Linked DNA regions of Homo sapiens: region 2 is linked to region 1. A link is a loop called in an ENCODE intact Hi-C map of the cell type or tissue named here. Cell type or tissue: ascending aorta. All regions are shown on one strand. Links, peaks and the distances in the headings refer to the core of each region. The heading gives the core; the rest is flanking DNA.

Region 1 (15,178 bases), core at 4,058-9,057:
CCAACTCCCATCTCACCTCCCCCGGGCTCCGGCACAGGCGGGTCTTGCTGGCCGAGTTTCCCTTGATGAGCAGGCGGACCTGTTCCTGGGTCTCCTCCTGAGGAACCAGGATACCCTGAGACCCACTCCTCCCAGCTCCCAGCCTCAGTGTGCCTCTCTGCTTAGGTCCTGCTTCTGCCTGGGAGTCTCACCTGGGCTCTTGCCTAGGAGGCCCAGTTCTTAATTTTTAAGTGACAGCATTCTTTTTTTTTAAGTGATAGCATCTTGCTCTGTCACCCAGGCTGGAGTGCAGTGGTGTGATCATACCTCACTTCAGCCTTGAACTCCTGGGCTCAGATCCTCCCACCTCAGCCTCCCAAAGTGCTGGAACCACAGGCATGTGCTACCACACAGGGCTCAGGCCCAGTTCTTAGCCATAGTTTTCAAGCCTCCCCTCTGGCCCTCCACAAGGCCCTGGGCCTAGCCTCTCACCACCAGCTGGCGCCAGTGCAGGATCCGCTGCTGTTTGGCCTGTAGCTCCCTCAGCAGGAGCTGCCGATGCCCAGCTGCATCCTGCAGCTCCTGGCTCTGATCGTGCAGGGCCTTGAGCTCCGTCCACAGGCAACAGCGCCGAAGCCCCAGTATCAGCACCTGCCTGCAGGGCAAGTGGAGGAGAGCAAAGGAGAGAAGGGTGACTGAGCCACACAAGGGACCATAAACCAGGGAGAGACACTGCAGGGAGAGGAGGCAGAGATAGGAGCCACAGAGGCTGAAAAAGTCCAATGGGCTGAGACACTCAGAAGCGAGATGGCCTAGAGACCTCTTCTCGGAGAGCCCCCCACCTCTCACTGGATCCCAGGACGCGTCTCTCCACCTCCTCCACCAGGCCCTGGAGGCGCTGGGTCAAGACTTGCCGCTCCTTCAGGAGGGTGCTCCGCTGGGAGACCAGCACACCCACAGTCCGCCAGCCCTCCTGCAAGCGGGGTACAGAATCAGGGTACACCCAGGGCATGATCCATGGGTGAGGGGATTAAGGAAGTCTTGGAATGTGGTGGGGAGGCGAGCCCTGGGGTCACCTGGATGAGATGAACCATGGACGGCAGGGTCTGGCTGGAGTCTGACTGGTCCGGGGCCTGGGGTCTGGGGTGGGGGAAGAGCTGCTGAGGGAGCCGTGCTGCGGCCTTGCCTTGGTACTCGAGGGTGGACAGTATCAGTCCTGCCACCCCACCAGGCAGTGGGTTTCAGTTCTACCCCATCAGCAGGTGGCTGGGCCAGGGGTCCTGAGGCTGTCCCAGCTCACCCACTCACATGGCCTTCCCCAACTGTGAGAATACCCTGCCCCACACCTGGATATCTCTGTGTCGCCAAGCCCATCCCCACTGCACAGGGACCGAATCTCTGCCTCCCGCTCTGCAGCCAGGTGCTCCAAGGCAGCCAGGACGTGGCCTGGGGGGTGGTTTGTCAGCAGCGTCTAGGGGGAGGGAGGGTGAAGTCAGGGCAGGATCGGGGCAGGGCTGTGAGCTGAGACCCCATGGGAATAGGGCTGTCATCAAGAGTTAGGTCCTGGCACCCTAAGTTTTGATCAAGGAGCGGGAGGGTGTGGCTTTCCTGAGAGCCCTGCCCTCTCACCTCCACTGAGCTCAGCCACTGCTGGTACGAAGTGCCAAAGTGGTCATCATGAGGGGTTCTGTGGGGTTGGGTAAGCGGACAGAGAACGTTACAAGACACGTCAATTATCCTCTAGTTATCACCACCACCCTATAAGGTAGGGGCTGTCATCTTCCCTATGCCTGTTAGACTTGAGTTCCCCAATTATACCAACCTGCTGGCTTTGGGGCCTTTACATGGGTTGTTCATCTGGGACACTCTCTGGACCCTTCACCCCAGCTAAGCCTCCTCACCAGAGAACCTCTCCCCTCCCTGCCTTCTTAGCTGGGAAAGGCACTGCCTCTGGGTGCCCAGAGCCTCTCAGGCCTCCTCACTCCCGCAACAGCCCTGACCACCTGGCTGTCACTGTTTGTGATGAGAGACTGTCTCCTTCTATTCCCAGCCTGGAAGTCCCCTTCTACAGAACGTAGCCCAGAAGCTCAGTGTCTGAGGAATTAATAAATAAGAGACCCCCACTTAAAACCCAGGGTCTTTACAGGGTCTCTGGGGGCTAGGGACACTCACGGGAGGCTGCCCCTCTTGGCCTGGGGAAGCAGGAGGTTCTGCAGGAACTGGGCCCGGAGGGTGCAGGCTGTTCGGACATCACGCTAGGGAGAAGAGGAGGAAGGGACCTGAGGGGGACCCTAGCATCTGCCTGACTCCAGGCTCCCTGCCCCTTCTCCCATGACCAGGACTCTTACCAGGACCACGGGCTCCAGGCCCAGAGCTGCCGACGTGAGGGATCCAAAGGTCACATCTACTTTGGCTTTCCTGGAGGGAGAAGTGCAGCTGGGGCTGGGGTCCCTGGGAGAACAGATGTCTGTGCCCCATCTCCTCTCACTGCCAGCAAGGCCGGTCAGAGGAATCACTAAGCCTAGATCTCGGGAGCCATCTCCAGATTAGGCCACTGTCACCTCCCAGCTGGAATATTGCATTAGCCTCCCCACTGCTTTTGCTCCACGAGACTGTTTGCCACCCAGAAGTCAGTGATTCTGTTAAAACTGTAGGAAGATCATGTCCCTGCTCAGATCTGTCCAAAATAATGTGATGTTTCCCCAGCGCATTCAGAATAACAATGGGCCCAGCGTGGTGGCTCATGCCTGTACCCCAGCGCTTTGGGAGGCTGAGGTAGGTGGATCACTTGAGGTCAGGAGTTCAAGGCCAGCCTGGACAACATGGTGAAACCCCGTCTCTACTAAAAATACAAAAATTAGTCGAGCACAGTGGCATGCGCCTATAATCCCAGCTACTGGGGAGGCTGAGGCAGGAGAATCGCTTGAACCCCAGAGGCAGAGGTTGCAGTGAGCCAAGATCATGCCACTGCACTCCAGCCTGGGCAACAGAGCCAGACTCTGTCTCAAAAAAACAAAACAAAACAAAACAAAAAAACCAAACCCAGAATAACAATGGTTAACAGGCACTTCTCTAAGCACTTCACATGATTTATTCCACCTAACGATCATGCCTACCCTATAAGCTTGGTATTAATATTATCCCCATTCCACAGATCTTAGAATCTGAGGCACATAGAAAGAAGTTAAATACCTTGCCCAAGGTCACCCAATTTTTTTTTTTTTAAACAGAGTTTTGCTCTTGTCACCCAGGCTGGAGTGCAGTGGTGCAATCCAGGCTCACTGCAACCTCCTTTTCCTGGGTTCAAGTGATTCTCCTGCCTCAGCTTCCTGAGTAGCTGGGACTACAGGCACGTGCCACCACACTCGACTAATTTTTGTATTTTTTAGTAGGGACGGGGTTTCACTATGTTGGCCAGGCTGGTTTCGAACTCCTGACCTCAAGTAATCCGCCTGCCTCGGCCTCCCAAAGTGCTGGGATTACAGGTGTGAGCCACCATGCCCAGCCTTAGGTCACCCAATTTTAAGTGGCCAAGCCAGGGCATGAACCAGTGTCAGGGTAAAATCGCAACACATCATCCACAGTTCTCTGTCCACTCCTTCGACCTCACCTCCTCAGGTTCTCGGTCTTGCCTGAGAAACTTGAGCTGACATTGGCCTCCGGGCTGCTCTTCCTGCATGCTGAGCACACCACCTCTGCTCTTGCTATTCCTTCTCCACAGAAATTCCTCTTCCAACTCAATGTCCCCTCCTCAGAGGCCTTCGCTGACCACCCTCGCTAGGGCAGCATCTCCCTCTCCCTTCTATGATAGGCTTTTCTTCACAGCACTCATCTCTACCAGAAATGATAGGGTCTGTTTGGTTCCTACTTTACTATCTGTCTTCTCTGTGTCACAGCATAAGCTCCAGGAGGGCAGGGACATGTTCTCTGTTTGTGGCTGTTTCCCCAGGGCTGGTGTTCTAGGTATACAGGTGGTATCATTCTAGGCACTGAAAATACAGGTGACTGAGATGACAAAACCTCCTGGCCTCATGGACATTCCATCCTAATGGTTCCAGAATTCTGGAACCCAAGAAGGGATCAGGGCAGAGCCCTGAGGTCTCTAAGAGAATGTCTGGCCACCCAGCCTGGTGAGGGTGGGTCCCTGAGGCCCACCTCTCCATGTCCTGCAGGCGCCTCAGTTGATTCTGCAGCCGCTGCATGGGATCTCGGAGCGTATGCTGCTGTCTTCGCATGGCCCCAGCTTGGGCCCGGAGGAGGAGAGCTCGACGCTGGGTGTCTTGAGTGTGCTGACGTGCCTGCTCCATGGCCGTGTCTGTGGGAGGAACAGGGGTGGCCATCAGCACCTTTCCCGCCCCACATTCTGGTGCCCATCTTCTGGCCCCATGGCTCACCCTGAGCCTCAGTGTCTCGCTCCATCAGCTCCAGGCTCTGGTCGAGTTCCTGGATTTCTGCCCGCAGGCGGGTCACAGCAGCTTCCAGCTCTAACTTCCGACGGACCTGGGAGGATCAGATTCAGGGTCAGATGGTCTGATCGGGGCTCAGCCTGGCCTGTCTTTTGGGGGTACCAGGCTCCTCAACTGGTGGCAGAGGGTTTTTGCTCAGCAGTTTCTGTGTCTGACACAGAAGCATTAGGGTATTGGCTCCCTCCCTCCTTCCTCCTAGGATTGTCTTACCCACACTTCCAGCCTGTTTCCTGTCTGTGCTGGTGACAACCACATCTTTGTCCCAGTACTGATCTCTTCCCGGAGCCCTGCACCTAGAAGTCCCAAGGCCTCCTGGAAGCCTCCCCTTAGGTGTCATATGAGCCCCTTGCACCCATTGGGTCCCACACTGGCCTCAGCATCTCTCCCATACCTGTCCCATCATCTCTTCTCACCAGCTTTGATGCCACATATCCAGGTCCCACCTCTCTGCGCCCAGCTAATTAATGCTCTTTATTTATTTTTTCTTTTTTTGAGATAGAGTCTCGCTCTATTGCCCAGGCTGGAGTGCAGTAGTGCGATCTCAGCTCACTGCAACCTCTGCCTCCCAGGTTCAAGCGATTCTCCTGCCTCAGCCTCCCAAGTAGCTAGGATTACAGGCGTGTGCCACCACGCCTGGCTAATTTTTTATTTTTATTAGAGACAGGGCTTCACCGTGTTGGCCAGGCTGGTCTCGAACTCCTGACCTCAGGTGATCCGCCTCCCAAACCACATCTTTGTCCCAGTACTGATCGCTTCCTGGAGCCCTCAGGTGATCTCATCACCTGAGATGAGGCCTCAGGTGAGCCTCCCAAAGTGCTGGGATTACAGGTGTGAGCCACTGCACCTGGCTGAGCTAATGCTGTTTCCACTGGACTTTAAGCCCTATGAGGATGGAGATCAAGGCTGTCTTGTGACCCATTGTCCCCAGCATCACCCAGCACCTGGTTGGGCTTAGAGCAGAAGATCTACAAGTCATTTTTCGGATGAAAGAGAATCTTGTAGCATATGCTTCTCACCTGTGGACTGTCCTGGTGGCCATACCTAGGAAAACGAGGCCAGAGTCAGCGGATGAGTGGGGCTTCTAGGGGGGAGGGCAATAGGTGTGATGCTGTGGTGGGGACAGGGCTAAATGGGAGTGGGGAAGACAGGAGGGGATAGCTTTAAGAAGCAGTTACCAGAGTAGGTTTCCCCGGATCTTCTTGACAGTCCTACAGTGCAGAGGCAGAAAGAGGAGTTACTATGGGCCTCACCTGTGCCCCCTCCCCTGCTCTAGCCCAGCTTACCTCTGACTGTGCACATGCTGCAAGATGTAGGCCCAGATGTCAGCCCCCTGGCCCAGACACAGCCTGTGGGGACAGTGTGTAAGCATATGCCTGGGGCAGCACACAGGGTGTGGGATCCTCATTCCTAGGGTGATGGTGGTAGGGAGTTTTTACTAGGGAGTTCTCACTTCTTGAGGAGGGAAGGCCCAAACTTTTTTTTGCCTTTTTTTTTTTTTTTTTTTTAAGAGACAGTCTCGCTCTGTCGCAGTGGTACGATCATAGCTCCTTGCAGCCTCAACCTCCTGGGCTCATGCGATCCTCCCACCTCAGCCTCCAGAGTAGCTAGGACTACAGGCAGGCACCACTACACCCGGCTAATTGGTAAAACATTTTTTTTGTAGGGACTGGATGTTTGCACTAAGTGTGGTGTTATTCTCATTCCCTGGGAAGGCGGGTGGTGGGGGAGCGCGGGAGAGGCGGGTGCTCCCTTTCTCCTGGGAGTGGGTTATCCCAGTCACATCCAGAGGTGGAGGTGGGGGATGTACTGCCAGGAAGTGCCATCTCATGACCAGACGTGGGGCATCACTCCTACAGCTTCAATCCCCGATGGGGTGGCCACGGCTAACTCCTGAGTGTCCTTCTTGGTTAGGTTAAGGGAGGGAGGGGAGGTGCTGCGGGGACAGCCTCACTCTGGAGATCCTATTTCCATAAGGAGCGAGGTCTTAGCTAACTCGTGGAGGATCCTCACCAGTGCTAGGGACCTCACTCTGGGGAGCCTCCCAGGGTAGGGAGCCCTCAGTAAGTCGGGTCACTCTCGATGGGGAATTGGGGGGAGTCGAGTCCTCAATGAGGGGTGGAGTTCTCACTCCCGGAGACTCAATCTCCAGGGTGGGGTGTCCTCACTCCAGGAGCGGTCCTCACCTGCGCAGCGTCGATTCCGGGGCCCGGGCCGCCACGGGCACCCCCATCTCTTCGACCGCCCAGCAACCCAGTTCCCGCGCTTCCTGCGCTAGCTCCATGACAGCGCCGCGGCGGCGACACCGCCTCCCTCAGCCTCTTCAAGTGTGGCGCCCGCCTCTGACGTCACGGGCGCGCCAACAGTGACGTCATCGGTTGCCGGGCAGACAGCGGGCTCGGGCGCTGCATAGTAATCTTAGCGCGGTCAGGCTGGGTCTTGCAGCGCTCACTCTTCCCAGGTAGGTCTCCTTGAGTGGAAATGAAAAGGGCGTGGAGAGACTGCAGCCCCGCCCGCCTTCCCTCGTTCTCCCGCTCACTACCAGCTAACCCGAAAGAGGCAAAACAGTCCTTGATGCTTCCATTTATTTTCTTTTTCTTCTTTTAACTAAACACTTTTATTTTAATAGAGATGGGATCTCACTTGTTGCCCAGGCTAGTCTCAGCTTCTGGGCTCTTGAACTCCTGGGCTCAAGCGATCCTCCCGCCTCGGCCTCCCAAAATGTTGGGATTACAGGCGTGAGCCACCACGCTCACCCCCTTTATTTTCTTGACAAAATGGGACTTGCGTCCTAGGAGGACTGGAACCAGGCAATGAGATCCTGGACTTACTGCTCTTTGATTTCAGAAACAGGTGTCTCATGTCTGAGTGGAGGGTAGGGGCAGAGAGCATGACCCTAACATTTCCCTGGCATGCGTTTTCCCATTCATTCGTGCTTACCATTCCATAAACTCAGGGAGCTGACCCTGTGCTGGGTGATGCTGGGGACACCATGGTGACCACAACAGCCCTGGTCCCTATTGTACGGAGCTCACAGTTGAGTGGGGAGACAGACGCACCACCAGGTAGGGGTGGTAAAAATAAGCAGCAGGGGTGGGTCAATTTGGGACACAGCAGGTGTGAGAGGTCTGCGCTAGACCAGCAGTCCCCAACCTTTTGAGCATCAGGGACTGGTTTCATGGAAGACAATTTTTCCACAGTCTGGGGGATGGAGGGTGGGAGCAGTGGATGGTTTCGGGATGAAACTGTTCCACTTCAGGTCGTGAGGCATTATATTCTCTGTCTCTCTCTCTCTTTTTTTTTTTCTTCCCTGTTTTTTTTTTTGAGGTGAAGTCTCCCTCTTTCACCCAGGCTGGAGTGCAGTGGCCCGATCTCGGCTCAGCGCAATCTTTGCCTCCGGGGTTCAAGCGATTCTACTGCCTCAGCCTCCTGAGTAGCTGGGATTACAGGCGCCCGCTACCATGCCCAGCTAATTTTTGTATTTTTAGTAGAGACGGGGTTTCACCATGTTGGCCAGGCTGGTCTTGAACTCCTGACCTTAAGTGATCAGCCCATCTCAGCCTCCCAAAGTGCTAGCATTACAGGTGTGAGCCACCATGCCCCGCCTAAGCATTAGATTCTCATAAGGAGTGCGCAATCTAGATCCTTCGTATGCACAGTTCACAATAGGGTTTGCGCTCCTGTAAGAATCTAATGCCGCTCCTGATCTGGCAGGAGGTGGAGCTCAGGCAGTGATGCTCACCCATACGCCACTCACCTCCTGCTGTGCAGCCTGGTTTCTAACAGGCCATGGACTTGTATTGGTTCACGGCTTGGGGTTTGGAGACCCCTGCCCCTGCCCTAGATGAAATACTTCTCTGATGCTGACTAACCAACCATGCTTAAAAGCAAGGCCCGAAAGGATCAAGCTATTATTTAGCTGCATTCCAGAACAAAATTCAAGAATATTTATAGAGATTAAAAAAAATCCAGCATCCAACACTGTAAAATTAACAATATCTGACATCAGTAAAAAATTATAAGGCAATGGCTGGGCGTGGTGGCTCATGCCTGTAATCCCAGCACTTCGGGCGGTTGAGGTGGGAGGAATGTTTGAGGCTAGGAATTTGAGACCCACCTGGGCACCACAGCAAAACCTTGTCTCTATTAAAAATTAAAAAAAATTAGCCAGGCGTGGTGGTGCACGCTTGTAGTCCCATCTACTTGGGGGGTTGAAACAGGAGGATCAGTTGAGCCTGGGAGGTTGAGGCTTCAGTGAGCTATGATGGCACCACTGCACTCCAGCCTGGGTGACCCTGTCTCAAAGCCAAAACAAAACCAAACCAAAATAAAATAATCATCTGTATTCATGTTTCATAATATCCTCAATGGGTTTGTGCCTTTTTGGTACAGCTGTCAAGCAGCTCAAGAAAGTCGTGGGCTTTATCCGCTTAATGTAAGTGGCCGCTCTTGACTCTGGTTCCCAGGAAGACCTTCAACCTGGCCCCAGCCAAAAAGGCTACAAGCTGGCCCCCAAGAACTCACACAGCTTTTCCCAGTTCAGATGGCCCCAGGATAGCATGCCCACCAGCTTCCAGGAATCACTGTGGTTACTGTGCCCAGGTGCCTGAACCTCACAGTGCTGTGCATGGGGAGAAGCCTCTGCTGGGTGCTGACCTACCAGACAAGGATGGGCCAATTTAGGTAAATGGGAATGAGGAAGGAATGCCCGGCCCCAGAAAACCTCCCTCGAAGTTCAGATGACCATAGGAAACTCCCTGATAATGCAACTGCTGTGACTGTCACCTGCGTCTCAGTAGCTCACTGCAGGCACCTGGTCTCACTTCCTCCAGTCTGGCACAGCTTGTTACATCACCCAAGACAATGAAGGAAAAAGTGACCCCTTCAGAGGAAGGCCCTGAGCACTTAGGGTGCTTTCTGCCCCAGGGACCCAGGGTGAATCCCACGAAAGCCAGTTGTCTGGTTAGTGGTAACAGCACAGTGCAGGTGGACAGTCCCAATGTCCCATTGTTATGCTGGTGCTCAGCAGATGGTGAAGAACCTCCAGGCATGCCCCACAGCGGTCCCTGCTGCCTGCTTCCTGGCTGGGGTAGGACACACCCCTGTGACTTCCTTTCCTGCTATGTCTCTGCCCATCCTGCCCCAAACACACATGTAGATATGACCGGGTCTCAGACTGCAAAGTCAAGAGAGAGGAGGAAGTTCTCAGTAACATGCAAGGCGTGCCCTACCGCCATGATTTGGAAAGTTTCACCAGTCTCTGCTTTGAGAAGACTTGATCTGTCCCTGTGATTTGGTCACAATTGCCTTTGGACTGAGACACCACCAAAGGACAATGGATGGCCTGCACCCCCAGGAGCAGTCACCCGGGGTGCCTGTCTGGGCAAGTCTCATTCTCATTGCTACCTGGGCTTTCTCGTTTGTTTGTTTGTTTGTTTGTGAGATGGGACCTCACTCTGTTGCCCAGGCTGGAGCCATGGCCCGATCACGGCTCATCACATGCTGGAACTCCTGGGCTTAAGTGATCCTCCTGCCTCAGCCTCCTTAGTAGCTGGGACTTGAGCCAATTCTCCCAGCTAGATTTTTTTCAGTTTTAATTTTTTGTAGAGACGGGGTCTCGCTATGTGGCCCAGGCTGGTCTCAAACTCCTGGCCTCAAGCAGTCCTCTCACCTTGGCCTCCCAAAGCACTGAGATTACAGGCATGAGCCATTATACCTGGCCACTTTCTGCTTTTATTTATTTATTTTTTTTGTGACAGAGTCTCCCTCTGTCGCCCAGGCTGGAGTGCAGTGGCACAATCTCGGCTCACTGCAACCTCTACCTCTTGGGTTCAAGCAATTCTCTGCCTCAGCCTCCCAAGTAGCTAGGATTACAGGCATGCACCATCATACCCGGCTAATTTTTGTATTTTTAGTAGAGACGGGGTTTCACCATGTTGGCCAGGCTGGTCTCAAACTCCTGACCTCAAGTGATCCACTTGCCTCAGCCTCCCAAAGTGCTGGGATTACAGGTGTGAGCCACTGCACCTGGCCTCACTTTCTGCTTCTTATGCTCAATGTCTCCTTGTTTTGGAGACATGTCACCATTTGTCCTTTTCTTGGTTCCTTTCTCATGGTATCTGTTCTGTTGGCCTTGGTGGGAGGTACTGGTGCCTTCCTGCTTTCTTAGATCCTGAAGGAGCAGAGCCCCTGTGGCCTCTTGGTCTTCTTCTGTCAGCATCTCTCTCCCTTTGCTTTATCTGAAATCTCTTTTCTGTTTTTCTGGATAATTTCAGGATGCTTTTTGGAACCCATCCACCATCTGAGAGATAATAAGAAGCTTCTCTAGGACTTGTGATTTTGGTTTCAGCAGCTCCTTCCACGTTTGAGAAGAGTCTTCTCATTTCTTACTCATAGAACATCCCATCAGACATTTCTCCTGATCCACATAGTAATTCAGGGATCCAGGCTTCTTCCATAAGGTGATTCAACCATCTTCTATGGGCTCAGAGTCTTTTGAATCCAGGCAGAAGAGAGAATAAGGAACTCGCACCTGCTTCTTGAAAGTCTTCACCCTAAAGTGACATACATCACTTCTGCTCTCAGTCCATTGAACATAACTTGTCTTATGGCTTCAACTAGCTGCAAGGGCCTCTGGGAAATGTAGTCCTGGTCTAGGCAGTCAATAAACATCCTGCTGGCTCTGCCACAGAAGGCCTTTCTAAGATGTTCTTTGAGCTGAGACGTGAGAGCCAAAGTGTGAGAGCTACTTGAAAACTGTGAAAATGGAGTTCCCAAAGTGGGAACAGCAAGTGGAAAGACCCTGATGCTGGAATGTGCTCAAAGGAACAGTAAGAAATGAGCTTCTGGCTGGGCGTGATGGCTCATGCCTGTAATCCCAGCACTTTGGGAGGCTGAGGCAGGTGGATCACCTGAGGTTAGGAGTTTGAGACTAGCCTGACCAACATGGAGAAACCCCGTCTCTACTAAAAATACAAAAAAATCAGCCGGGTGTGGTGGTGCATGCCTGTAATCTCAGCTACTTGGGAGGCTGGGGCAGGAGAATCGCTTGAACCCAGGGGGCAGAGGTTGTTGTGAGCTGAGATCGTGCCATTGCACTCCAGCCTGGGCAACAAAAGTGAAACTCCGTCTCAAAAAAAAAAAAAAAAAGAACTTTTATTTTGTGAGCTACTGAAATGGTGGGGTTTATTTGTTATAGCAGCTAGCATGACTCTAAATAATATACCTTGTAGACATCATTGCCCACTAGCTCAGTGTATCTCAAACTACTTGTAACTATGGAGAAGGATCATTTGTTTGATGTTTCCAACCTGTCATGGACCAATCCTTTTGGTCTCTACCCTGTTCAACAAGAAAATCCATTGATCCTATACTTGGATGTCATGGATATGTCAAATTGCTGTGTTTCTAAACACTTGCTGGCAATTTCCGTACTTATCTGGTGGCACACCATTGCAGACACCAGCTCGGTTGGGGAGACCCTAACCCACTGGTGCTAGAGGAATTAAACACACACACACAGAAATATAGAGGTGTGAAGTGGGAAATCAGGGGTCTCACAGCCTTCAGAGCTGAGAGCCCCGAACAGAGATTTACCCACATATTTAGTAACAGCAAACCAGTCATTAGCATTGTTTCTATAGATATTAAATTAAAAGTATCCCTTATGGGAAACGAAGGGATGGGCCGAATTAAAGGAATAGGTTGGGCTAGTTAACTGCAGCAGGAACACGTCCTTAAGACACACATCGCTCATGCTATTGTTTGTGGCTTAAGAATGCCTTTAAGTGGTTTTCCACTCTGGGCGGGCCAGGTGTTCCTTGCCCTCATTCCCGTAAACCCACAACCTTCCAGCTTGGGCGTTAGGGCCATTATGAACATGTCACAGTGCTGTGGAGATTTTGTTTGTGGCCAGTCTTGGGGTCAGTTTATGGCCATATTTTGGGGGGCTTGCTCCCAACACCATAATAGTTGCTGGACCAGTCCTGGCACCACTTTAGCTTCTTATTCTGTTTTATTTTTCTCTATAGCATTTACCATTCCCTGTAATTATCTTGTTTATTTTTGGGTATACTTGTTTATAGTTTTCTTTCCCACTAGAATGTAAGCTCCATCAGAGAAGAAGTTGGCCTTACTTCTCTTGCTCCGTTGTGTTCCTCGTTCCCAAGACAATGCCTGGGACACAGTAGGTGCTCAGAAAGTATTTGTTAAATAATGAGTATTTGTTAAATAAAAATCATGGCTGGGAACAGTGGCTCACGCCTATAATCCCAGCACTTTGGGAGGCCAAGGCAGACAGATTGGTTGAGCTCAGGAGTTTGAGACCAGTCTGGGCAGCATGGCAAAACCCTGTCTCTACAAAAAATATAAAAATTTGCTGGGCATGGTGGCATGCACCTGTAGTCCTAGCTACTCAGGAGGCTGAGGCATGAGAATCACTTGAACCTGGGAGCCAGAAGTTGCAGTGAGCTGAGATTGTGCCACTGCATTCCAGTCTGGGTGACATAGTGTGACCCTGTCTCAAAAAAAAATTTAATAAAATGAAATAAAAATAACAAGGAGGGTGGGGGGAAGGAGGCAATCCATATCTGTTACAGAGGCTCTCTACAATCAGAACCTGACCAGAACTCTAACCAGTTTGTTAACAGCCATTGAGATCCCCTCAAGAGCTGTGGTTTTTTGATAGACCATGGTAGCTCAGATTAGATGTCAACTGAAGAATCATGAGGTTTTGATATGGTTTGGCTGTCCCCACCCAAATCTCATCTTGAATTGTAGTTCCCCAAATCCCCATGTGTTGTGGGAGGGACCTAGTGGGAGGTAATCGAATCATGGGGGTGGTTACCCCCATGCTGCTGTTCTTGAGATAGTGAGTTCTCACGAGATCTGATGGTTTTATAAGGGGCTTTTCCCTCTTTGCTTGGCACTTCTCCTTCCTGCTGCCATCTGAGGAAGGACGTTTTTGCTTTCTTTTCCACCATGATTTTAAGTTCCCTGAGGCCTCCCCAACCCTGCGGAACTGTGAGTCAATTAAACCTCTTTCCTTTATAAATTACCCAGTCTTGGGCAGTTCTTTTCAGCAGCGTGAGAACAGACTAATACAGGTTTACAAATTTGGAAAGGAGAGCTTTATTTCTCATAAAGAGTTGCAGCCTGCAGCCGGGCCATCTCACAGGCCGAGAAGTGTAGCCTCCGGTAGAAGCTGAGAGCAGGCACCTCCAGTAAGGGAAGGATAAGGTCAGAGTTAACGCTGAATGGCTTGGCTCAGTATACATATTCAACAGGTTATAGGAGGAGCTATGAATATTCATGAAGGGAAGGTACAGCACATGTGTAGTAACATCCCATATTCACTTTTTTTTTTTTTTTTTTTTTTTTTTGAGATGGAGTCTTACTCTGTCACCCAGGCTGTAGTGTAGTGGTGCGATCTCAGCTCACTGCAACCTCTCTTTCCCAGGGTTCAAGCAATTCTCCTGCCTCAGCCTCATGAGTAGCTGGGATTACAGGCACCCATCACCATGCCTGGCTAATTTTTTTATTTTTAGTAGAGACAGGGTTTCACCATGTTGGCCAGGCTGGTCTCAAACTCCTGACCTCAGGTGATCCGCCCACCTTGGCCTCCCAAAGTGCTGGGATTACAGGCGTGAGCCACCGTGCCAGGCCCCATGTTCACTTTGGAGTGGAGACTTAACACTTAAATGTATTACAATTAGGCCCTATACATCAAAAGGTGATGCAGAGGACACAAAGGCCCTTTGTGTGCAGCCTCTGTAGACTGGCCAGAGCCACACCCCGTGGTTAGGTGGCCTCTGATCAGGAAGGAATGCTGGTCAGTTGTTATGTTGAAACCACAAAAGGGAGGAGCAGCCATGTATTTCAGGCCATTGGTTGAAATTAGCAGTGAATGAGTCTTTCAATAGGGCTGGTTTCTGTTTAACCCTTAGGGAAGAAAGCTTCATGGCAGTCAGCAAGGGAGGAGGTAGAATGAGGTGTGCCCGACCACCCGTTCAGTCACGGCTAGGAACTCAGCTTTTAGTGTTTCTCTGTAGGCCCCTTGGCCAAGACAGTGTTCATTCAGCCAGTTGGCGGACTTAGGATTTTATTTTTGTCACGTGCGTCCGTGTGAAGAGACCATCAAACAGGCTTTGTGTGAGCAGTAAAAGCTTTTTAATCACCTGGGTGCAGGCGGACTGAGTCCGAAAAAGGAGTCAGCAAAGGGAGATAGGAGTGAGGCAGTTTTATAGGATTTGGGTAGGTAGTGGAAAATTACAGTTAAAGGGGGTTGTTCTCTTGCAGGCAGGGGCGGGGGTCACAAGGTGCTCGGTGGGGAGCTCCGGAGACTTATTGTCCAGGAGAAGGAATGTCACAAGGTAATGTCATCAGTTAAGGCAGGAGCTGGCCATTTTCACTTGTTTTTGTGGTTCTTCAGTTGCCTCAGGCCATCTGGATGTATACATGCAGGCTTGGGCTCAGACACCTGACAATTTTTATTTCTCACAGGTCTCTTATTTACAGCCTCCTGACAAGGATTCTTTGCTTGGCCAAACTTTAGTCAGGCTTCTGAACCTGGGCCGGGCCCAGTGGCTCATGCCTGTAATCCCAGGACTTTGGGAGGCTGAGGCAGGTGGATCACCTGATCTCAGGAGTTTGAGACCAGCCTGGCCAACATGGAGAACCCCAGCTCTACTAAAAATATAAAAATTAGCCGGGCGGCCAGGCGCGGTGGCTCACGCCTG
Region 2 (7,783 bases), core at 21-5,020, 490 kb after region 1:
TGCTGCGGCCCAATGACGCCGAGCTCCTGTGGCTGGAAGGGCAACCCTGCTTCGTGGTGGCCGATGCCTCCAAGGCGGGCAGCACCACGCTGCTGTGCCGCGACGGGCCCGGCTTTTACCCGCACCAGAGCCTGCACGCCTGGCACCGGGACACGGACGCTGAGGCCCTGGAGCTGGACGGCCGGCCCCACCTGCTGCTGGCCTCGGCTTCCCAGCGGCCCGTGCTCTTCCACTGGACCGGTGGCCGCTTCGAGAGACGCACAGACATCCCCGAGGCCGAGGATGTCTATGCCACACGCCACTTCCAGGCTGGTGGGGACGTGTTCCTGTGCCTCACACGCTACATTGGGGACTCCATGGTGAGGCTGGGCCTGGGGGCGGGGGGCTGGCTTTTCAGCACTGACCCAATCTTGCACACTAAGCCTCTAAACTCTGACCTACCCTCACATGCCGACCTTTGAACCAGGACCCCACCCCACACTGATGCCAAGACTCTGACCCCCTCAAGGCTGGCTGACTCCGAACCACTCCCCAGTCCCCGACACTGATGCTGGCCCCAACATCCTGATTCTACCCCCAAATGCTGGCTCTGTGACTCGGATGCATTCCAGACTTCACCACAGCCACACCTGTCCCCACCCTGACACTGAGCCCCCAAGGCTGATGCTAGGGTTAAGCACTGCCCACTGTTTCTGGAGTGAGGTGCAGGCAGGGGAGGGTTCTGAGTCTGGAAGGGCCCTGATCTGACTCAGGTGTTCACAAGGTCTCTGGGTGGGGAACAGACTGGGGGAGCAGGGAGAGGAGCCTAGAGGCCAGGGAAGAGGCTGCCAGGATGGTCCAGTCAGGAGGGGATGGAGTTCAGCCAGAGGTGGTGGGAGAAATGTACAACTGTAGAAGGTGAAACTGACAGAGTCCATGGCTGAGTGCTTCTGTGTGGGGCGTGAGGGCAAGGGAAGGGCTCAGAACAACTGCATGTGTGTGGCCGAACAGGTGGGTGGTGACTTTTATGAAGATAAGAAAGCTATGGGAGTTTTGGGACCGACAGGCTTCTGCTTCCAAGCTGTTCCACGGCCCCCAGAGACCCCCGGGACCCCAGGCCCTCACTGGCCACACCCCCACAGGTCATGCGCTGGGACGGCTCCATGTTTCGTCTGCTGCAGCAACTTCCCTCGCGCGGTGCCCACGTCTTCCAGCCACTGCTCATCGCCAGGGACCAGCTGGCCATCCTAGGCAGCGACTTCGCCTTCAGCCAGGTCCTCCGCCTTGAGCCTGACAAGGGGCTCCTGGAGCCACTGCAGGAGCTGGGGCCTCCGGCCCTGGTGGCCCCCCGTGCCTTTGCCCACATCACTATGGCCGGCAGACGCTTCCTCTTTGCTGCTTGCTTTAAGGGCCCCACACAGATCTACCAGCATCACGAGATCGACCTCAGTGCCTGAGACCACCAACGGGACTCTGGGCATGGCTGGGGCCCCTGGACGGCCCCTTGGCTGGCTCCTGGCCCTACTTGGGGTGATGGCCCGCCTGTGAGCTGCTGACCGTGGGCCACGTTCATCAGCCACACGTCTAGGCCTTAAGCCCACTTCTTAAAGGATCTGCACCCATGGGGGGACATAGAGGGTCCCAGCCTACTGGACCTCCCGAGCTGCCCTTCAGGTCTAAAGCAACATCTGGACATCTCGGCTGGGGCAGATTCCCCATCAAAGGCAACCTGGGGGGTGCAGGCTGGTGCACTGCATGGAGTCGAGGTGGAGGTCACGTGCAGAGCTCCATGAGGTCCCGGAGCCCCCCTCTCAACCCGCTCCTACCCCGCTGGTCCCTCTGAAAGCACCGAGGGGTTGATGGCATTCCTTTCCCATTCTAAACTCCACGCAGCCAATCGCTTTCCTGGAGGAGCGCCAACCTCGAAGACAACTCAGCACTGGGCGGGTTCCCCTCTGCTGCTTGTGCGCATGCGTGCGGCCGCCCAGCAAGCTGTGCCTTTTGCGCCTCTTGCGCGTGCGCCGGGGCACAGGGAGGGACAGCGGGAGGTGTCGCGGGGAGCCTGGTGCCCTTCTAGATGGGCGACGGAGGCAAGGACAAGACGAGTCCGAGCTCAATAAATGCGCTGTGCACCCTCCCCGCCCAGTGTTGTGGATCCTTGGGAGAGGATGTCCTGTGAACGGCACAGGGCGGGGATGGTGTCCCTGGAGCAGTGCTCGGAGCGGCCCAGGTCCCAGGGAGGCGTTTCCGCAGTTCATGGTCTCTGAGTGTGGGTTCGTGGTTATGGAGGGACTCAGGGGATGTTTGAGGGATAAAACGGCATGATGAGGGGACAAGTCACGAGTTTATTGTGGGTCTCTTTTTGGGTTCATGTTTCAGGACATTGGAGGAGATATTTTTGGGTGTTTTGAGTTTTAGGCGTGTTGTGGGGTAGTTCATGAGAACATTTCGCATGCCTTATTAGGTATTGGGGAGTCTCAAGGGACTTTGAGGCTTGTTGGAAGTTCTCACACTATGTGGTCATTGTATGTTATTAAGGGTAGCATAGGGAATTATTTAACGGGCTTGCAGGGACATTTGGGTATTTGGAAAGATCTTGTAATAAAGTGAGGTCTCGGGGTAAGTGAGAGGGTCACAGGGGCTTACTATTATAAACTGTCTGAACACTTCCATCATAGCGGGACGATCCTATGTCCCAGTTTTCCTGGAATGGTCCAGGGTCCACTGGAATGTTCCAGTGTTCCATCTGGTTAGAGCTCTCTTTCATTCCTTTTGGCTACTAGTAAATCCCAAATTGCATATGAGGTTCCCATGGCTGAGGAGGCAGAGGGCGGGCCTGTGCCATGTCCCAAGCCACAAGGGAACAGGCCTGTGGGCTTTTCCCAACAAGCAGGCTCAGTGCCAGCCTCTGTGTCAGCCTCCAGGGCACGCCAACCTTCTCATGGTGCCCCAAGCCCCACCCCAATGCACACATAGGAAGTCTCCAGGCTGCTTGGGCAGAGGCACAATCATTTTAGATTAAAAAAAATTGAACAAAGAGACCCTCTTGCGAGAGGTGAGATGAGGCCCTGCCATGCAAAGGAGTCCCAGCAGAGGAGGAAGAATTCCATCCTGGAGTTCAAGTTTCTGTGCAGAGACAGGACCTGGGGACAGAGAACGGTCCTCCACCCAATTTCAGCTGGTCTGTCCTCATCAGCTTTGGGCTGAGCCTGCGGGAAGTGATGGGGTCCGTTTGTGAGGGTGGATTGAGTTCTTTTCTTTCCAGTGTGCAAACACACACATACACACACACACACACACCACTTCCGTGTTCCCCTGAGCCCCATGCTGCCCCATCTTACCTGGGGTGATGAGAGGTGGAGTCTCCCCTGGATGGTGACTAAGGAGACAAAAGTGGTGAGATTGGTGTCCGCCCCCATTTGCCCTCTCCCTCCGGATAGAGGGTTCTTAGCCTGCCCAGACATGTCTTCCTGGCTGCCTTTCCATTTGGGGGGTTGTGCAATCCCAGGGGCCAAAGCATTTCAGGATTTGGGGCCCCCTGGGGATTACCAGCTAGAAACAATAAACCTGGAAATCTTAGCGGCAGGAACTCTAAAGGGCAGAGCCCCGAGGCCTCTCCTGCTGGGAGAGTTAGCCCTTTCACCCTGAAAAGCGTCCAGTCAGCCTGAGGCGGGCATGCCGGAACAGTATCTTACCCGGACTTCTGGCCAAACTTGCATTTGCATTTTGCACCTGTTGGGGAGAGCTGAGTGGTCAGGGGAGGGGAGCCCCAGCCCCGGCCCGCCTGCTCCCCCGAGCTCCTCCACTCACTCATGACGATGATGATGCCCATGGCGCACAGAACCCCAGCGCAGATGAGCCCGCCAACCTGGAGGCTGTGCCAGTCTAGGAGGAAAGTGGAGGGGACCTCAGTGCCAGCCTGTGTCCTCTCCATCTGTCCCCCCATTCTCTTGACAAATATATATGGAGCACCTAGGATGCACAGGGTGCTGGGGACACCGCCATAAGAAAACAGACAAAATCCCAGGTGCTCACATTCTGGTTCACACACCAGCAAACACGATCTGTCGTGCAGGGTCAGGCAGAGATAAGTGGTTTGAAGAAAAATAAGTGGGGTGGGAGATGGAAAGTCAGAGGGCGGGCTGGGCATAGTGGCTGACACCTATTAGGTTGGAGCAAAAGTGATTGCGTTTTTGGCTAGACATGGTGGCTCACGCCTGATATCCCAGCACTTTGGGAGGCCAAGGTGGGCGGATCACCTGAGGTCAGGAGTTCCAGACCAGCCTGGCCAACATGGTGAAACCCCGTCTTTACTAAAAATACAAAAATTAGCCAGGCATGGTGGTAGGCGCCTGTAATCCCAGCTACTCAGCAGGCTGAGGCTGGAGAATCATTTGAACCCGGGAGGCAGAGGTTGCAGTGAGCCAAGATTGCACCATTGCACTCCAGCCAGTCACACTCTGGGTGAAAGAGCAAAATTCTGCCTCAAAAAAAAAAAATTGCATTTTTGCCATTAAAAGCAGTTGCAAAAACCACAATTACTTTTGAACCAACCTAATATAATCCCAGTGCTTTGGGACTTCAGGAGTTCAGGAGTTCTAGACCAGCTTGAGCAACATAGTGAGAACCCATCTCTACAAAGTATACAAAAATTAGCCAGGCATGGTGGTGTATGCCTGCAGTCCCAGCTATTCAGGAGGCTGAGGCAGGAGGATCGCTTGAGACCAGGAGTTTGAGGCTGCAGTGAGCTATGATTACACCACAGCACTCCAGCTTGGGCAACAGTGTGAGACGCTGTCTCTAAAACAAAAAAAAAGTCAGATGGCAGCTCTTTTAGAGGGAGTTGTCAGGGAAGGCCTCTCAGGGGGCTGCATTTGAGCAGAGGGAAGGGAGGGAGCCATGTGGTTCTGTGGAAGGAAGTGTTCCAGGCAGAGGAACCAGCAGGTGCAGAGGTCTGAGGCTGGCAGTATGTCTGCTGTGTCTGAGAGGCTTGGAGCAGAAGGAATGAGGAGCGTGGAGAGGTGAGGGCAGAGCGGGGAGTAGGGAGCAGGTCATTGGAACCTGGAGGCCAGATGAGGGTTTTGATCCAATAGCTCACCACCTCCAGGAAGTTTTCTCAAGTCAACACTTCTCCCAGCAGTTGATCTGAACCAACCAATGGCTTCTTGCAAACTGTCCTCACCTCCTGCGTGTGTCTATCTTGCTGGAATAGAACCTTCCCAAAGGCCAGGTTGCTGCCTCTAGTTCCTTTAATCCACTGTGTGGCATATTCAGTAACCCCATCCTAGTCCCTTCGTATCTTTGTCCTGTGATGCTCACGTCAGGCCCCAACCCTGTATGGGAACCCTTGGCACCAAGCAGTATGTGGGGTTGTGGGGAGGGGAAAGGGGGCACGGGCTCTCACCATAGTAGAAAGGACTGTTTTTATCTGCAAGGAAAGAAAAAAGATCATGAATCCAGGATTACAGCCAGGATGCAGGCCTTCCCCACCCAGGGGAGAATTTGGGGGTGTGACGGGTGAGAGTCCAGTCTGACTCACCTTCTAGGTCATTGGCGTCCAGGACAGGAAAGCCTAGTGGGAGAAGAGGGGAAGGAGGGGAGATGGTGATGCCGGCCTCAGCCAAGCCTTTGGGCAGGGCCTGGGGAGTTTCAGGGGCCTTGGGAAAGGGTCTCCTGCGGGACAGGGGTCCTGTCACTGAGCAGCCACCTCATCCCCTCATATCCCAACGAGGAAATGTGGACTCGCCCACTCAGCCCCACACCTCCGAGTCACGCCAGCATTCTGCCACCTGAAATGGGTTCTAATCTAGGAGGTTTTTAGCCACTATTTGGTCTCATGTTTCCAGACACGTGGTTAATCCATGCCTCCTGCAGCAGCGGGGGACTTTTCTGGTCAAGACGACAGATGGTTTCAGTTCCCAGATTCCTGTTTCCCCAAGTCCAATCATGCTCAAAGCCCATCCTCCCGCTTCCACCATGTCCACACCCACCTGGTCTGGTGTTTGCACATCATTGAAAATGACTCACTATTATACACTTAAATAGACTTTATTGAAAATGTAATTTTAGATCACTACCCTGCAGGGAATACTGGTCTTGCCCTATGTAATGGACAAAAAGTGTGCCTGTAATCCCAGAGCTTTGGGAGGCTGACGTGGAAGGATCTCTTGAGCCTGGGAGGTCAAGGCTGCAGTGAAAAAGTAAAAAGCGGGCTGGGCACAGTGGCTTAGGCCTGTAATCCCAAAACTTTGGAAGGCCGAGGCAGGAGGATCACTTGAGGTCAGGAGTTCGAGACCAGCCTGGCCAATATGGTGAAACCTTGTCTCTTCTAAAAATACAAAAGTTAGCCAGGCATGGCAGCACACGCCTGTAATGCCAGCTACTTGGGAGGCTGAGGCAGGAGAGTCGCTTGAACCTGGGAGGTGGAGGTTGCAGTGAGCCGAGATCATGCCACTGCACTCCAGCCTGGGCAACAGAGCGAGACTCTGTCTCCGAAAAAAAAAAAAGAAAAGAAAAAAGGGAAAAGTGTTTGGAAGTTAAAGATGCAGTCGCACTGAGCTGAGCCTTCTACTTGAAGTTTTTAGAGAACTGGCAGGGCAGTTATCTTCTTTCAGTGCTTTGAAGGTGTCATTTCATCATCTTCTCTAGCTTCCGTTATTTCTGTTTAATAGTCAATCAAGGCCAGTGCAGTGTGGCTCATGCCTGTAATCCCAGCACTTTGGAAGGCTGAGGTGGGAGGATCAAACTCAGCCAGGAGTTTGAGACCAGCTTGGGCAACACAGTGAGACCTCGTCTCTGCAAAAAATCAAAAATGCACTGGGCATGGTGGCGTGTGCCTGGCATTCTAGCTGTGTAGGAGGCTAAGAGAGTAGGATCGCTTGACCCCAGGAGTTCAAGGCTGTAGTGAACTGTGATTGCGCCATTGCACTCCAGCCTGAGCAACAGAGACTCCCTTTCAAAAACAAAAACAAAAACAAAAACAAAAACAAAAAAAGCCAAAAAAAAAGAAGAGATCGAGAGAATGGGGAAGACGGTGACTTTCCAGCTGTGTGAGCCAGCTCTTCTCGTGTATCCCCGGCTATCACTAGTCTGACTTTTCTTACCCTCAGGGAGATGCTGTTCTAACATTTACCACCTTCCCGGGGAGGTAGAAAAGCACAGGAGAGAGACAGAGGTTGGATCCCCGCATCCAGGGGATCCAGAGGAAAAGGCAGACGGGGGATGGGTACTCACCTGCCAGGAACACAAGCAGGCCCAGGGTCACCTTCTGCATGTCAGAGCGCTGGCCTAGAGGGGTGGCGGGAGGTCTGGCCTTAGCAGAGCCACCGGGAGGCTGGCCCTGTGCCTGTGGCTCCCCAACCCTCCTCCCCTGCTCCCCAGGCAGGGTGCGCAGCTCACCCGGGACAGGAAGGCTGGCATCTCGCTGGGCTGAGAGATAAGCCGCAGCTGCACCGTGGAGTGGGGACTGGGTGAAACTCGGGCCTGAGGCGGGAGGAGCCATAATAACTCACTGGACATGGACTTCAGGCTTTCTGGGAATCGCCCCGCAACCAAACAAGGGCGCCACTGCCCGCTGTTGTCCTCACTGGACAGATGGGGAGACTGAGGCTCTGAGAGGTGAAACTAGGTGCTCTAGCCAGGAAGTAGGATTTAAGCCAGGCCTGGCTCCCCAGCAGCTGCTCCTAACTAGGGACTGTCAGGGCCTTGGGGTGTTTGGGGAAGCGGGGCATTGGGAGCCAGGCGGCAGGAGGCCCGCTTCCCAGGAGTGTCTCCGTAGACCGCTCAGAGCCTGCCCGGCCCTGCC

What was found. A loop is a pair of places that touch in the nucleus more often than their neighbours do. Peaks named below come from ENCODE experiments on the same cell type or tissue, not always from the same donor. Only the 100,000 strongest peaks of a DNase experiment are listed, where the experiment ranks them.
Region 2: it touches region 1 in a loop (2.8-fold over the local background); 1 of 110 quality-filtered maps calls a loop at or near these places.

Annotation. Positions count from the first base shown.
Region 1 is chr19:35,604,343-35,619,520 of GRCh38, reverse strand. It overlaps HAUS5 (HAUS augmin like complex subunit 5), which reads right to left and starts at 6,786. Exons shown (of 19, transcript NM_015302.2): 1 at 6,629-6,786; 2 at 5,729-5,791; 3 at 5,621-5,653; 4 at 5,462-5,486; 5 at 4,374-4,479; 6 at 4,135-4,294; 7 at 2,328-2,397; 8 at 2,152-2,234; 9 at 1,609-1,666; 10 at 1,326-1,450; 11 at 1,056-1,119; 12 at 822-952; 13 at 472-634; 14 at 17-97. The coding sequence starts at 6,726. HAUS5-DT (HAUS5 divergent transcript) reads left to right here and starts at 6,857. Exons shown (of 2, transcript NR_186318.1): 1 at 6,857-6,903; 2 at 10,718-11,132. RefSeq lists enhancers at 6,649-6,908, 6,497-7,052. In ascending aorta, for the core only: a CTCF peak has its summit at 6,734; a DNase peak (open chromatin) is centred at 6,790; H3K4me3 peaks cover 1,389 bases; H3K27ac peaks cover 555 bases.
Region 2 is chr19:35,118,846-35,126,628 of GRCh38, reverse strand. FXYD3 (FXYD domain containing ion transport regulator 3) reads right to left here. Exons shown (of 9, transcript NM_005971.4): 3 at 7,213-7,266; 4 at 5,519-5,551; 5 at 5,384-5,407; 6 at 3,790-3,864; 7 at 3,675-3,711; 8 at 3,321-3,358; 9 at 2,305-3,188. The coding sequence starts at 7,252. The coding sequence ends at 3,172. It overlaps LGI4 (leucine rich repeat LGI family member 4), which reads left to right. Exons shown (of 9, transcript NM_139284.3): 8 at 1-359; 9 at 1,122-2,116. The coding sequence ends at 1,436. MIR6887 (microRNA 6887) reads right to left here and starts at 3,929; the gene lies at 3,865-3,929. RefSeq lists enhancers at 2,235-2,324, 2,595-3,482, 3,483-4,372. In ascending aorta, for the core only: no CTCF peak of the experiment used is centred there; DNase peaks (open chromatin) are centred at 1,938 and 2,878; H3K4me3 peaks cover 1,874 bases; H3K27ac peaks cover 2,612 bases.